Regions from separate parts of the Mus musculus genome. Here region 1 is linked to region 2. The links are chromatin loops, found by intact Hi-C in ENCODE. Cell type or tissue: left cerebral cortex. All regions are shown on one strand. Links, peaks and the distances in the headings refer to the core of each region. The heading gives the core; the rest is flanking DNA.

The links. A loop is a pair of places that touch in the nucleus more often than their neighbours do. Peaks named below come from ENCODE experiments on the same cell type or tissue, not always from the same donor. Only the 100,000 strongest peaks of a DNase experiment are listed, where the experiment ranks them.
Region 1: it touches region 2 in a loop (8-fold over the local background); 20 of 42 quality-filtered maps call a loop at or near these places.

What each region holds. Positions count from the first base shown.
Region 1 is chr11:52,339,693-52,348,028 of GRCm38, reverse strand. No RefSeq gene overlaps it. Among named protein-coding and RNA genes, the nearest start is that of Gm51894, 15 kb to the left of the region's middle. In left cerebral cortex, for the core only: CTCF peaks have their summits at 700 (motif pointing left), 1,579 (motif pointing right) and 4,665 (motif pointing right); DNase peaks (open chromatin) are centred at 1,572 and 4,663; H3K4me3 peaks cover 348 bases; H3K27ac peaks cover 760 bases.
Region 2 is chr11:52,140,080-52,148,415 of GRCm38, reverse strand. It overlaps Olfr1373 (olfactory receptor 1373), which reads left to right and starts at 2,888. Exons shown (of 1, transcript NM_207227.1): 1 at 2,888-3,823. The coding sequence starts at 2,888. The coding sequence ends at 3,823. In left cerebral cortex, for the core only: a CTCF peak has its summit at 4,561 (motif pointing left); a DNase peak (open chromatin) is centred at 4,547.

The sequences.
Region 1 (8,336 bases), core at 225-8,224, 200 kb before region 2:
TGTGTGTGTGCTCACCCTTGTTGGCAGCCATTCCCATTTAAACCACCACAGCCCTGTACCTTCTTCAGGGTCTGGGACCTGCATGGTAGGAGGAAGCACACCTATGCCCGGACATCTCTCAGCTTCTGTCCTGTCCCTCTCCCTCAGATGTCCCTCGCTCACTCAGCTTCCACTGAAAGTCTTGCTCCCCAGCACTAAGAACTGAGCCAGAACAGGATATGGGAGAATCGGGTGCCGCCGCTGCCCTTGCAAAACTAATAATCAAAGGATTAGATAGACTTTGCTCAAAATGCCGTAGAAATAGCATGTAAAGACTGGCCACAGTGTCACATGCCTGTGACCCAGGCACTCTGGAGTACAGGAAGGATGATCAGGAGTTCAAGGTCAGAGAAAGGTTGAAGTCTGGACCACGTGAGATATTTTCTCATAAAAGCAAAGCGAAACAAAACAAAAATGAAGACTGACTGGACCCACATTTAAACCCAGCACTCAGGAGACAGAGGCAGTTGGATCTCTGAGTTTGAGGCTAGCCTGGTCTACATGGCAAGTTCTAGCCCAGTCAGTGTTATGCAATGAGACTATGTTTAAGAAGAAGAAAAAAGGGCTGGAGAGATGGCTCAGAGGTTAAGGTTAAGAGCACCAACTGCTCATCTGAAGATCCTGAGTTCAAATCCTAGCAACCACATGGTGGCTCACAACCATCTGTAATGAGATCTGATGCCCTCTTCTGGTATGTCTGAAGACAGCTACAGTGTACTTGCATATAATAAATAAATACATGAAGAAGAAGAAGAAGAAGAAGAAGAAGAAGAAGAAGAAGAAGAAGAAGAGGAGGAGGAGGAGGAGGAGGAGGAAGAGGAAGAGGAAGAGGAAGAAGAAAATCAAAATTAAAAAGAAGCTGAGAAAGGCCCCTAGCAGCGTCTTCACCCCATTTTCCTCCAAAGAGGAATGCTACAGGAATGTAATCTGTAGCAGTCTCATAGAAGATTCTAGGCGTAGCCAAACACAGCTGAATACAGCCCCATGAACACTGCAGCCAGAGTCATGGAAGACTAAAGTACAGTCCCAGGGAAGCCGGGCTTAAGATGAAGGTGGCAGTGGGTCAAATGAATTAGATGAAGTGGAAATCGTAGACTTCACGGACTGAAGCTGAGTTTCTAGCTGTAACTGGGGAAAGGGCGGAGGAGGCGTGGCCTCTGGGGAAGATGGCGGATCTAGGTGCGACCATTGGCTGCGCCACCCTCCTGATTTCCACAGAGGCCAATCTTGGGGGAGGGGACAGCCTCTGGGACGCCCACCAATCTAGTCAAGGGCAGCTATTGTGGGGCAAATCGCTCTTGGTGTCCTTTTCTTGTCGGAGATACATAATGATACAGGAAAAGGGGCGAATTGAACCTAGACCAGGTTTCTTCTCAACACCACTGATTGATATAAAATTCCCTGTGTTTGCTGACTCCTCTATTTCTGTCCACTCTGCCTGGCCTTTACTTGGGCTCCCTGGCAGAGATAGAGAGGCTCTTACTAGGTAGCAATAGCTTGCCAACCACGCCCACGGATGTACTTCCACCCACTCACCAAGAGGTGGCAGCACCACCCCAGGTTGCTTGCTTGGAAGCCTGTGTGATCTCTTGAAGAAAATTCATTTTCCTGCAGGCATCAGTGCACTTTTTTCCTGATGAGGAAAGTGGGGCCAGTAAGAAAACGATTAGGGTTGCCTTTCATCCCCAATAGCGTGTTCTGATGGCTCTCTGACCCGATCCCAAAGGAGATTCAGTCCTTGCTTCTGGGGAGCATTTTAGCAACCTCTTGAGGTATTTTTGATCTTCACAGGTTGGGTGTAGGAGGCTGTCATAATTAATCTTCATTGTCAACCTGCCTGGGTTTGGAATCACCTAGGAAACACACCCGTGTGTGGCGGTTGCACAGAGGAGGGAAGACCCTGGATGTAGGCGGTACCATCCCATGACTGGGGGCAGGGACGCGGGGGGGGGGGGGGAGGGCAAGACTGAATCAAACAGGAGGAAAGGAAAGAGCAAACCGACCACTGGCACCCCTTCCCATCTCCTACCCGCAGATGCAGTGTGACTAGAATCCACACACTCCTGCCCCCAAGCCTTCCCCACCACAACGGAGTACCCTCAAACCAGAATAAACCTTACCTTCCTGAAGCCAATCAAGGGATAATGCTGGGGGGGGGGGGCATGGGCAGGCCTCTGTGCCGGACCTTGGAGGGACCAGGCATGCCAAAGTCCTTGCCTTCCTTCCAGGAGATCAGGCTTCAGAGAGAGATGATGTCTCTGTGAAGTGAGAAGTATGGTCTTGGGGACAACTGAGAGACTAAGATAGAATGGCACAGACAGAGATCGACTTTAACAGCCATGATGGAGTGTGGGGCCAGAGATATGGGTTCTGGAAGCCAAGCTCTGCTCTCTGCACGTGCAGCAAGCACTCCTAACCACTGAGCTATCTCTCCAGCACCCCGTGCGTTCTATTTTTCCGTTACTAGCAGTTCAGTGGGTGTGCCTGCACTACATCACTATGGATAGGGGATCGATGTGTTGCATGTGATAGACCACATGGAGGCAATGGGAATTCTTCTTTGGATTCCTTGGGACAGGGCTTCTCTATGTAGCTCTGACTGTCCTGGAACTCGCTCTGTAGACCAGGAGCCTCCAGAGATCCACCTGCTTCTGCCTCTCCAGTGCTGGGATTAAAAGTGTGTGCTACCCCCTCACCCAGAGGCAATAGGAATTCCTTATCTCATGGGACCGCCCCCGTGTCTACTCATCTGTGTCCTCACACAGGGAGACAGGAGCGCCTGCTCTGAAGAAGCTCCAGTGACAAGAGAAGACGTCACCTGCTGGCTTTGAAGTTGGAGGAAGAGGCTACATGGCAGGAACCATAACTCCTCAGGCTGAAGAAGACAAACATAAGGATATCCCTGAGAGCCAGGGAGGAAGCCTGCCTGACGACACTTTTGTGCCTACCCAGGGAAGCCATTTTAGGTTTCTGGCTGCCAGCACTGTAAATATTGTTTGGTCTTGTTGAGACAGGGTCTCAGGCTATAGGCGTGGATGGCCTCATACTTAATGTGGCCCGGAGCGGCCTTGGTCATCCTCTTGCTCCTGTCTCGAAAGGGTTGGGATTCTAGGTGTGTACCAACACTCCTGACTCAAAATGGTGTTTCTTTGGACCACCAAATGTGTGCTAATTCAGAGCAGCATAAAGAAACAAATGTAGGGGTGGTGGGGTGGCTTAGTGGGTAGGGATGCTTCCTGTCAAGCTTGACAGCTGGGATCAGCTTACTCCTTGGAATCCAAAGGGTGGGTCCCAAATGTCCTCTGATTTTCATATTCATGTAGACCCAAACCCTCCCACCACCACCAAATATATAAGCAGACAAACAAATAACTAAAACATAAAAATAACAATATTCTAGCTAGCCACTGCTAGTGGTGTACACCTTTAATTCCAGCTCTGGGGAGGCAGAGGCAGAGGAAGGCAGATCTCTGTGAGTGAGGCAAGCTTGATCTACAGAGTGAATTCCAGGACAGCCAGAGATACGTGGTGAGACCACTGCCTCAAAAACAAAAACAAAAACAAAACAAAAAAAACCCACAAGGGCCGGGCATGGTGGCACATTTGTTTTATATCAGAACGCCATGGGGTGAGGGGGCAGCTCTGTGAGTTCAAGGCCAGCCTAGTCCATAGAGTTCCAGGACAGCAAGGGCTGTTACAGAGAAACTCTTTCTCCAAAACAAAATGACAACAAAATCCACAAAAAATAAACAAAAATAAACAAAAAAAAAGAGAAAGAAAAAAAGAAAAGAAAAATAAAGATAAAAAGTACCAGATACTAGGACATTTGTTTTTCAGAAGGATATTTGGGGCCAGCAACTTAACTATGTTATACATAGTAAATTAAATTGTATTCTCTGAAAGATATGCTGGTCTTGAACCGATAAGCTCCAGATTCAGTAGAGACCCTGGCTCAAAGTAAGGCTGACAGGACGGCCCAGTGGGTAAAGTGCTTGCCACAGAAGCCTGAGGGCCTGAGGTCAATCCCCAGAACACACTGTAGGACAGGGCTGATTCCTGACCCTTCACATCTATGCCAGGGCAAATGTGCTCATGCTCACGTGTGACTAACACACACACACACACACACACACACACACACACCACGTTAAATAACAGGACAAGATATTAGCCCAAAAATAAAGACATAAAATAAATTAATAAAGGCTCTGAATGAAAACTGGGAATTAGTGAAACAGCACAGACAATGATGTGAGGGTCTATCATGGGCTCCGTGGGTGATCTGCGCGGTGCTCCATTCCGGTGGTCACTGTCCACTGGTTTGAAGGCCTCTGAGCCCTTAGCAATGAAGGGAGATTCCACACCAGCGAAGTAAAGCTCTGTGGAAGGCGCCTGGGGTGTCTCCCATCCATCGCACTCACCCTTCCTTGCTGGTGTTTAGAGAAACAAAAAACCTACCTATGGTATCATAGCGACTCTCCACCCTGGCTCATGTTGAAATCATCTGGGGGAAGCGCTACCATAGCTGGCCCTTGCCCCAAAGACCATTTTTGCCTTGACTGCATTTGTTGAAGCTCCCTCTGACCAAGTCTATTGAAAGCGCCGTTGCTATTTGAAAAGTTGGCCACCAGGTGGCGCTAGAAGATGACCAAAGAGAAGGGATTTCTTCTTCCTGGTGCCCAAACGGTAAGAGAGAGGGTGAACCTGGGAGTCCTCACTAGCCTCTGGCCACTGAGGTGGGTTGTTTGTTTGTTTAGCTTTTTAAGAATTTTATAACTACTATGGGGGGGGGAGGGGAGGAGAGGGAGAGGGAGGGGAGGAGGAGGGGGCATGGAGAACTCCTGCGGAAGACGGAGGAATTTCTAAAGTCAATTTTCCCCTCCCACCTTTGCATGGTTTGGGGGGATGGAACACGGGTCACCAGGCTTGTGGGACAAGCCCCTTTTCTTGCTGACATCCCGTCATCCTATTTGGCTTTTTATGAGTTAGTGTCTCGTGTATTGCACGCTGACCTCCTGATTTTGAATTCCTGATCCGACTGCCTCTATCTCCCAAGTTTTGGGATTACAGCTGTGCACCATAGACACCTGGTTGGCTCCACTTGTGACTTTTTGCTTTTGTTTTTGTTTTTGTTTTTGTTTTTTGAAACAGTGTTTCTCTGGGTAGTCCTAGCTGTCCTGGGACTCACTCTGTAGACCAGGCTGGCCTCCAACTCACAGAGAAGCACCTGCCTCTGCCTCTACCTCCCAAGTGTTGGGATTACAGGTGTACGCCCCCACTCGCTGTTCACTCGTGGCTTTACCAAGATGTCCACTCAGGGGTGTTTTCAATTCTGCTCCTGTGGAATCAGTGGGGTGGGCGGATGTGCTGCAGAGCCCCCTCCTCCCAAAGCACCTGCCCACACACCTACGACAGCCAGGGGGAAAGCAAATGGTGTCATCACAGCCCTTCCAGTGCCAGGGGAACCCCCAAAAAGGCCCAGGTTGGGCTCTCCATATTATCTTTTGCTCATCAATGAGATGTCTTCTCTGACGGCAGCACCCAGAGTTCACTATGACATCTCCAAAGTGAGAAATGGGTCCTCAGGAGGCTTCTGCCTGCTTTACTTTAACTGGCCAAGGACTCAGCAGGGAGGCCTGGGAGCCTCTCTATATAATGTGCAAAACAAGGCTGTGTATCTTGCCCAAACGAGCTATGTCTCTTTCACAATAAGAATTAAGGACACACACACACACACACACACACACACACACACACACACACACGCCAAAACACTGACTTGAGCTGAGCATGAACCATTGGGCAGACTTATGCCTAACACTAATACTGGGGAGGCTGAGGCAGGAGGATCCCCATGAGTTCAAGGCCACCCTGGGCTACGTGTAAGACCTATGGTAAAACTAACAAATGGCTGGAGATGCAGCTGTTGGTAGAGTGTTTGCCTAACACGCACAAAGCTCTGGGTTCAAACCCCAGTGCTGTTTACCAGGGTGTGGTGGTCCACGCCAGTGTTGCCAGCACTTGGGAGGTGGGAACGGAACGATCAGACTGTATAGTTCATCTTTGGCTACACAGTGAGATTCAGGCTAATCCTGGTTCCTTGAGACCTCGCCTCAAAAAACAAATCCCTCAGGGGCTGGCTGCCATCCGGATTGCCACATGGGCAAGAAGGGAAGAGGTTAAAGCACTTTGGAGGAACAGCCACAGACCCCAAAAGGGCACAGCCATAAAACCTGGGTCCTAGGTACTGTGGGGGCCTCTGCAGAGTATCGGAAAGAAGCAGGAAGCCGGCCTCAGGCCTGACAGTGTGTCCCCAGTGGCCCCAGGTTCCCGCAGCTGGGGTCAGGGCTGAGCCTGGTAGCCTGGAAACTGAATTTCAGAGAAAGACAAGCTTTGCTTGATCACCTGGCAAAGGATCTCTGAGTCTTGCCTAGGACCCCAGCCGGCTGCCTTCCCCATGTGGTCCTATCCTGGAGCCCCATAAGGACCCCCACCCAGGTCAGAGCATCCTGGGGGGGTCATTCCCTGAGGATTAGGGCCCACCCAGGGTGACCTTGCCAAACAGTGCTCTGGAGCTAGGCACCACCCCCCCCCCCAAGGCCACCACACACCCCTCAGCCACCACCCTTGGAGTTCCTGAGGTGACCCATTTCCCTCTCTCTTCTGCAGCTTCAAAACAAACCAAAACACAGACCAACATCCTTTGTTTGTTTGGAGGATCAGAGCCGGGGAGAGCGCTCTGTGGGTTTTCACTTGAAAACAAGGTTGTTTGAGTGGGGAGCAGAAACCCAAGGCAAAGGACAGAGTCTCTTGTGGCCACGTGCTTTCTGGATGAGTCAGGGCAGGGCGGGGGAGGGGGACACTCAGCAGCAAGGCTGTCTGCTCACCGCTTTGAGGGGCCGGAGCCATGGCCACCGCCACTCACGCTGGGTAGCGTTTCTTTGAGGATAACTAGGCCCAGGTAGGGCCAGGCTTCTCATTCAGTGGCTCCAGAATTCCTTACATGGGTGGGAATGGATTAAGTTGATGCAAGCCCCTAGTGCAAATTTATCTCCATCCCTTAGTTCACAGGCCCAGGCTAGATGTCCTGCCCCAAGGGACAGGCTTGGCCCATCTAGCACGGGCTGTCTCCAGGGTGTGCAGTCAGGTCCTGTCCAACTGACCTGTTGGATCTGAGCTTCCTGGTGAAACTGGAATCTCTGAAATGCCTGCCTTCAGGAGAGGGTACGCGGTAGAGCAGAGACTAGCATACCCTTTGGGCGCCTGTGGTCTCCACACAGAGTGTGTGGGTGTAGGAGACAGGCTGATGGGGACTGCCTCTCGGCAGCCTTCACGGGCACCTGTGAGTGGCAGTCTGAAGGGTGGTGGCCGGCAGACAGCCTATAGAGTGATATTCCAAAGCCTGAACCATTGTAGCTCCCGGCTGATTCCTGGTCTCGCCTGATAGTTTTAGATGCACCATCTTATTTGTTCTTCACAGGCAGTTATGCTAGAGTGGATGAGGCCGCCGGGGTTCAGAAAGGCAGAGCAACTACTCAAGGACACACAACAAGCCAGACTAGGAGCAGCTCAGCTTTGGACCACACCAGGGCCAGGAACTAACTCACTCAGAGCAGGATTCAATTGCCTGGTGGGAGGTGACTATAGAATGAGGACTTTCGCTGCCAACAGCTCCTCATTCTCATTCTGATGGCGCACTCATGATGGGGATGGGTAGGCTTTTGTTAAAGGCCACCATTTTTTAGTCCTTAGGAACTGAGCAAAGCAGTGGCTCCCAATCTCATCCAATCCTCCCTGCATCCCCAGAGGGAGGTATCTTCATTAGCCCATTTCAGAGATGATAATGCTGAAGCAGGGGTCTGCAAGATGGCTCAGCGGCTAAAGGCGATTGCTGCCCAGGTCTGGTGACTGAAGTTTGGTCCCCGAGATCATAAAAAGTGGAAGGAGAGAACCAACTCCACAGAGCTGTCCTCTGACCTCCGCACATGTCCCCATAGTAGGCGTGCTTCCTAACACAATAATAACGTGTAAGATAAAATAAGAAAGAAAAAGCTGAGCAGACGGTGCCTTTCTAAAGCACTGCACGGCAGGCGCTCTTCTGGATCCCACCCAGTCTCCCCTTCCCTCCTGGGGGTCTGCTCTAGGATCAACTTGAGTTGCACTTTGGAACCTAAGCTTCAAGGTCACCCCCTCTTGCTGGCGGGACATCTGCACGGGAACTCTGTTCCTTCCCACCCTTGCTCAGCTTACATGGCACAGGTGTGCGCCAACGGCCCCCACCAACGGCAGCCAACATC
Region 2 (8,336 bases), core at 48-8,047:
ACATTGGTGGGTTTTATTCGGAATTATTTTCTTGTTGCTATTGTTATTTTTACACATAGGGCAACAGAGTCTCACTGTGCAGCCCAGGGTGACATGATCTTCTTGTTTCAACCTTCGGAATTAGAGGATTTCATGCTGTGTCAACAACCTTTAATGCCAACCAAAAGCTTGTCAAATCCTGGGTATGATGATGGGCACCTTTAGTCCCAGCACTTGAGAGACAGAGGCAGATGGATTTCTGTAAGTTTAAAGCCAGCCTGATCTATATAGAAAGTTCTAGGCTAGCCAGGGCTACATAATGAAACTGTCTTGAAAAAGAAACATATCAAATGATTATTTCTTTGTTTTTCTCCTAAAAACATAAACCAGAAGCAAACTTTCAGAACAGGTGACAGATGAACAGCATAACTGCACTGATCTGGGAGGATTTATCTATAATGGGACAAGATCTGACTTGGATAAAACTTGCTATGATATGTACATAATTTATCTTATATAAGTATGTATATAACATAAGTCTCACAGTTGGCAATTTTACTCTTTTCCATGAGGAGAAATCAAACATCTTGTTGAAATAATTGATTCAGTTCTTGGGTGTCTGTCATTACATTCCAGTTCAGTAAACTCATCACAAAGCCACATACCAGTCATGGATCAGTGTGCCAAAAATTATTCACACTAAGCATAGATAGAAATCTCTTCATCCATACTCTACTTGTTTTCTTGGTTGTATGGGTGGTTGATTTAGGCATGCTTTTTTTTTTTTTTTTTTTTTAACCATGTTTTGAGACAAGGTCTCTGTCCTATTTAGATTCAGATGTCAAATTGGCACAGCCCAGCTTCATTTGAGGTAGTCTCAACTGGAGAATTGCCCAGGCCAGATTGGCATGTAACTATGTCTTTAAGAGATTAATTAATGTTTGATGTGGGAAGACACAGCCCACTATAGGCGGCACCATCCCTAGGCAGATGGGCCTTAGCAATATAAGAAAGGTAACTGAGCAAGCTAGAAAGAGCAAGATGATAAGCAGTGTCCCTCTGTAGTTTTACTTCAAGCTCTTGCCTTGAATTCCTGCCCTAGCTTCCCTTAATAATGAAGAGAAACCACAAAATTAACTAAGCCCTGTCCTCCCAAACTTGTATTTGGTCAGTGCTTTATCACACCAACAGAAAGCAAACTAATTGTCTTATGTAGCTCTGGATGGCCTTGAATTCACCTTACAGCTGGAAAGAGTTTTGAATTCCTGATCCCCCAGCCACTACCTCCCAAGCACTCATGGAGTAAGAAGAATAACTTTGTATACACATGTCTCATTTTCATTTTTTATCAATGACTACTTACAGCTCTCAGTGTTCTCTTCTGAACTTTTTAATTTTTTTTTTAGTTTTTAAAATACCACCTCAAGACATTGCCTTAGAGTTGACAAAATACATTTAAAATTAACACTCTACTTTAGCATAGCCATTTTCTCCTGCAAGGGCAATCTAAGCATCTCATACTGACAATCCCCCTTGTATGGTTACTGTTTATCAAGCTATAAACATAGAATATGTATTTGTTATAATAATTTTTCAGAATAGTGTCTGATGTGGCAAGGAAGAAGCGAACAGTCAGACTGATGAACTTAATCTGGTTCATCCTCGGTCTCAAACGACAGCGACAGCCCAGCTCAGAGACTGAGAAAAATAATAATAAAAACATACCAAACATCTGCATCGTCCACATTAGAATCTGAAAACAGGTTCCACATTACTGCTTTTACTTCCTATTATTAATGCCACGAGGATGGCACTGCATCCTTTCTATGTTCAGACAAGGAACCATCATTTCCAGAGAGTTGATTGGCCTGTCTAAAGTCACAGAACAAACGGGCTACAGGAATGGATTCAAGGCAGGGCCACACCTCTACACTCCAATGATCTATGTGCTAGTGAAGAGATGAATTGAGAAGATGTGGTAGCCTGCACAGGGTGTGGCCAGGATCAAGAAAGGCAACATGGCGCATGAAGGGTTCACAAGCCCCTACCCCTAGCTTAGGAAGGAGCAATTAAAAACTTATGACTGCTAATGGAGGGAGACTCAGTTTTCATTAACAGGATAGCCTCTAGTAGGTCAACCACGCTCCAGTAGTTAGCCCATACCCATGTACATATTGGTATCACAAATTGGACTTGGTGGGTTACTTTCTGTGAAAGAGAGAGAGGACATAAAGTTAGGAGAGGATGGGGAAAGGATGCATCTAGGGGGGAGTGGAAACAAACATACTCAAAATATGTTTCAGTTGTGTATGAAATTCCCTAAAACTAATAAACATATTTATAAAAGAAGATCAAACACAAGTGAAAAAGAATCAGCCACCAAACCCAGACACTATTGCATATGCCAGCAAGATTTCACTGAAAGGACCCTGATATAGCTGTCTCTTGTGAGGCTATGCCAGTGCCTGGCAAATACAGACGTGGATGCTCACAGTCATCTATAGGATGGAACACAGGGCCCCCAGTGGAGGAGCTAGAGAAAGTACCCAAGGAGCTGAAGGGGTCTGCAACCCTATAGGTGGAACAACAATATGAACTAACCAGAGCTCGTGTCTCTAGCTGCATATGTAGCAGAAGATGGCCTAGTCAGCCATCATTGAGAAGAGAGGCCCCTTGGTCTTGCAAACTTTATATGCCCCAGTACAGGGGAACACCAGGGCCAAGAAGTGGGAGTGGGTGGGTAGGGGAGCAGGGCGGGGGGAGGGTATAGGGAACTTTCAGGATAGCATTTGAAATGTAAATAAAGAAAAATCTAATAAAAAGGTGTAATTTATGAAGTATCTAAAAAATAGTTCATGTTTTTCATAGGAAGCATTCAGTTGACTTCTGTTTGTGCAGGTGGGAAAATATGGACTATTTGAACACCAGTTCAGAGGAGGGCTTCATTTTGGTGGGCTTCTCAGACTGGCCTCACCTAGAACCAACCCTTTTTGCTTTCATTTCTATTTTCTACTCTCTGACTCTCTTTGGCAACACCGTGATCATCATTCTGTCTCGACTGGACCTCCGCCTGCACACACTCATGTACTACTTCCTCTGCCACCTCTCCTTCCTGGACCTCTGCTACACCGCCAGCACTGTGCCCCAGCTTCTGGTCAACCTCTCTGGACTTGACAGGACCATCAGCTTTGGAAGGTGTGTGGCCCAGCTCTGCATAGTGCTCTCACTGGGGGGAACTGAGTGTGTGCTTTTGGTGACAATGGCTATAGATCGCTATGCTGCTGTGTGTCGCCCACTCCACTACACAACCATTATGCACCCTGTTCTCTGCAGAGCATTGGTTGTATTCTCCTGGGTGGGGGGCCTTGTGAACTCTCTGATCCAGACAAGCCTTGTGATGGCCATGCCTCTGTGTGGACACCAACTGAATCACTTCTTCTGTGAGCTACCTGTTCTCCTGAAGATGGCCTGTGAGGACACAGGAGGCACAGAGGTCAATTTGTTTGTGGCCCGGGTCATAATCTTAGTGTGTCCTTTACTGCTAATTCTAGGCTCCTATGCTCACATTGCCAGGGCAGTGCTGAACATCAGGTCAGTGGCTGGTCGCAGAAAGGCTTTTGGGACATGTGCATCTCATCTCATTGTGGTTGCCATGTTCTATGGCTCAGCCATCTCCACATACCTCCAACCTGTCCACAGGTATTCTGAGAAGGAGGGAAAATTTCTTGCCCTTTTTTATACTGTAATCACCCCCATGCTCAACCCTCTGATCTATACGCTGAGGAACAAGGATGTGAAAGGAGCGCTGTGGAAGGTGCTAGGGAGAGGCACAGACTCCAGGTAGGAGAGCAAACAAGAGCAGAAAATTATTTAGTATTAGGTTACTGTAAATTAATTGATGTTTACTATTGGAATACATTATTCATAAATGTGATTATAGAATCCATCCTTTTATTTTGGAATTTCCCACTTTTTGCTAATTCCATTACTAGTTTATTTTATACTATGGAAATAACATGGAACAAATTCAAGAAATTTTCTTATTTGTACATCCCAGGTAGGGTCAGACTAGGTGGCAAAAGCATTGATTCATCACAGTACCCAACTCCTCAGAGTCCGAGGTTTCAGTTTCTAGAGCAGAATCGTGCTGTAATCACAAGCCTTTACCTTGGAACTCAGGACAGCAGCTCACGCCAGTGTGTGCACTGGACTTATCTCGACCTCCAATGGTCTCAAGGGACCAGATTCAGTGTACGCTGTGCTTCAGTTGTGGTGTTTGTGGCCATCGGTGTCGCATATGACCAGAGCCTTGTCTTGCTATGGTTAGTCTACCTAGAGCCAGAGGAATTACTTGCTTCTCATCACAGACCCACTGGTTACAAATGAGGCACTTACTGGGATACGGAGAGGATTGTAGCATGAAAGCAACCTTCTTGGGACTCTACTCACACTTGCTGAACAACACAGCAGCTGAAGTTTGTAGATCTCTCTGGCCTTGTGTCACCCTCTGCCTCTGAAACACTGACACACACCAGTACTGTGCATGTGGCTAACCTGGGCTTAGCCTGCCATCTAGTGCTGAATAGGCAAAGGTGGCTCCGGACTCAGAGAATGCAAAGAATCCTGCTTTAAATGTCTGCAAGAACAATCACAAAGTGAGAGCTGAAAGGCTGGAATAAACACCTAGATCTTCAGTTCATAAATGATGTTGCCCAGCAATGCACACAAAGAGCGTTCATGGAAACTCGACTTCTCCTCCCCATGAAGGAATCGATGGAGCAAACACTTGGATGGAGAATTTTAAATGAATGTTTAAAAGAAATGAGTCAACAAATACAGACAGTACAGATATAATGCAGAAACCTAACCACCACCACCAACAACAACTTAGAGAGCCAGAAATAATTCAAAAGTCAAACGGAAGGGCTGGGTTGCAGTTCAGGGGCAGAGGATTTGCGGACTATGCGCAAAGCAAGCTCTGGATTTGCGCCCTAAATCCATAATAAAACAGAAAATCAAGCAGAAATCTTTGAGCAGAAAAGGAAACTAAAGAAGACTGACTCTCCGTCCTCAGCAGCTGTCAGTGATCACTGCCTTTCTGCTAGGGGTGGGAGCACACAAGGCTCTCCCTCTCGGGGCTGGACTGTTGTCTGGTTTAATCATGTGCAGTTCTTGTACTGACAACGTTTTTAATAGGCAGGAAAACCTATCATTTCATCTTATAAAGGAACTCAGATATCTGGAAACACTGATCCCCAAATGCTTCAGATGAAATTATCCCGGAGCTGAGCAGAGGCAACCCCCTAGAAAACACACATAATTCTTTCACTCACCCAACCCCCTTATTGTGTGTCATCCTCCCAGACTGGAGGCAGGGGCTTGTAGAATCTTGGAAGACAAAGGAGAAATATAAATCTCCCCTGGTCGGGACCTAACAACAAGCTTAGCTCCTATAGATTCTACTCATTTTGACTCATCAAAATTTCTGGCAAAATAATTGGAATAGCAGGTTACACAAACACCTTCCATGGTGGGCACTAGTGTGAAGAATTTGAATAGCAGATTTCTTTTCTTTTGTCATTTTCAGATTCTATGTATGTCCGTATCATTTATACAAAATGCCTGTGTATCCAGGTTTTTCAGGTATGTACTAAACATTATTGGCTTCATTAACATATCTTACCTACTTTTCCTTGAAATTACAGAAGTCAATATTCACATACCCAAGCTATCAATGGTTCAAGGCATCCTTACTCATAGCTGGCAAACTGTGGGGATAAGCCAAATGACCATCAGTAACTGCATGGATGCAGATTTGATCTATTCATGAAAGAGAACCTTGTCAATCATGTAAAAGAGCGGCAAGCTGAAGTATGCCACCAAGGACAAACCCTAGAAGAACTGAGCAAAGAAAAAGTAGCTCGCATGCAAAGGGTTGTGCCTGCTGTGGAGTGCCTTACTGTGAAGTGTCCAAAGAGACAAAATTACATCAATGGGTGTCTGAAAATGACAGTCAGGACGGTAACTGCAAATGGGCATGAAATGAAATGAGGTGAAAAAAAATGTTCTAAAGTGATAAATATACAAAATTGTGAATATACTGAAACATTACAGTGTAAATATTAAGCAAAACATTATGTATGGGAAATACATCTCAAAAAACCTGTTAAAATCAATGTTAGATGATTATACTGAAAACAAAGCCTATTAATCCAAAAATATTCCCATGCCCTTTCTATATGCAAAACCTTTAAACAGTATAATAATTGCATCTTTTGTACTTTTATTAATGAAATTTGACCTTAGCTGATATCATGTATGCAGTGTATTGTGATTACTCTCAAGCCCACACTCTCTCTTATCTTCTTCCCACTACCATATCCCCTCTCCTTACAGCCCCTTTTCCCATGTCGATGAGTGTGGGGATCTCTGAGGCCACTGGGGCCAGCAGAATTGATCTGCATGAGGCAAGAAGAAAATCCAGTTCAAAGTGACATAGTTAGCCAGTGTTGGTTCCAACTTCTAGAGTCTGACACCAAGCAGTTTATTTTAGCTGTACTTAAGCAGGGCACAATTTGGTGGGAAAAAATTTCTGATAATAGTTAACTCAATCATACATGTAAAAAAAGTTTAAGAACAATTTATATTGTAACTCTCTATAAAGAATACATGGTCTCTTCCATAAAGATGGGTTCTGTTGATTCAAAAACAATGTTCAAGATAGGGATCTAGAGAGGATGACTGAGGTAAAGGTAATAGCCTGTTGGAGTGAGGATTGGCCTGGCCCTACAGATAACACAGAAGTTACCTATACATATGCTGTTGAAAATTACAAGTGACATCTCTCATAAGGATGGATTTTATTGACTGAGAAGCAATATTCAAGGTCGATAGAGGAAGAGTCTGGAATAAACAGTTGCTTGGAGGAACGAATGAAACCTGGCCCTTGCAAAAGATCACCAGGTTATAAACTACATCTATTCCCAGCTTTCTGGATGGAAAACAGGCAAACATCTTCTTTCTGAAGAGATATGTCTGCATGTTTAGCCTTGTTGATTTCCCTGGTGACTATCTCTGAGTACTAGGACCTCAAACTCTCTACACGTTACTGATACCTAATATTTATTTTCAACTTGACACATCTGAGAATAGGGAACCTCAGCTGATGGACTTATCTATATCATGTCTGTGGGGCATTTTTCTTATTGCTCATTGATGTTGGGGTATCACCCCTGTAGGCAGTATCACCCCTGGGCACATGAGCCTGGGTATATAAGAAAGATGGCTAAAAGTGAGCCTGGAAGAAATCCAGTAAACAGCATTCTGCCATCGTGTCTGCTTTAAGCTCCAGCCTTGAGTTCCTACTTTGGTTTCCCTCCAGGATGGACTGTGACTATAAGGTGAAATTAACCAATTAACCTTTTATTTCCCAAGCAGGTTTTGTTCCGTGTTTTATCACATCAACAGACAGCAAATTAAAACAAGGTTGTTCTCCTCCTCCTCCTCCTCCTCCTCCTCCTCCTCCTCCTCCTCCTCTTTCTCCTTCTTTTGTAGCCTACTAAGTTGATCCAGAGTCCTCTGTGTGCATACGTGTTAGGAATTATTCAGTAGAGACTGGTGGGCTCACCAGTAAATATTGAGTTCATCAGCAGAGAGGTATAGCCCTGTGGGCCTCCTCACAAATGACTAGAGTTGACAAGGGTCCAGTCTTGCCAGTTCAGGCAATCACAGCTGCTATGAAGTCATGATCACAATAAATGTGGCATGTTCAAAGATAATTTCACAGACTTTCTCTCTATCTTCTGCCTCATATTTCTTCCTGCCCCCTTCTTCCTTGATATTCCTTGAGCCTTAATGGGAGTAGTAGAAATGTTCTGTTTAGGATTGAGTGCTCAACTATTCTGTTTTCTCAGCATCTTGAGCACTCAAAACTTTCTGTGTTCACCATCATTTTTTGTAAAGAGACATGTACTAATTAAGGTTAGCATTTGTATGTGGTTATAAGCATACATGTTTAGAAGGAAGTTTGATGCCATGTCAATTTAAATATACAAATACAAATTCCCCATCTATAGCCTACAATCTCCTCGCCCATTTTTAAAATCAGGTTTATAAAACTAGACCTAAAATCCCTCCAAAAGAACACACCTTGAAACCAATCAGAGTATACTTGGTTACCCCAATAACACTTGTGCCATATTGCAACATTGAGTGCATATTCCTAGCAGGCTGGCATTGTAGTTGGTAGATTCACAGTTATGTAAGATTATTAATGTCTTTTCTCCTCCAGCAGCCTCACTTTTCAGAATTATGAGTGCTGGTGGCAGGGAGGAAACTATTGCTTAATTCCAGCTTGC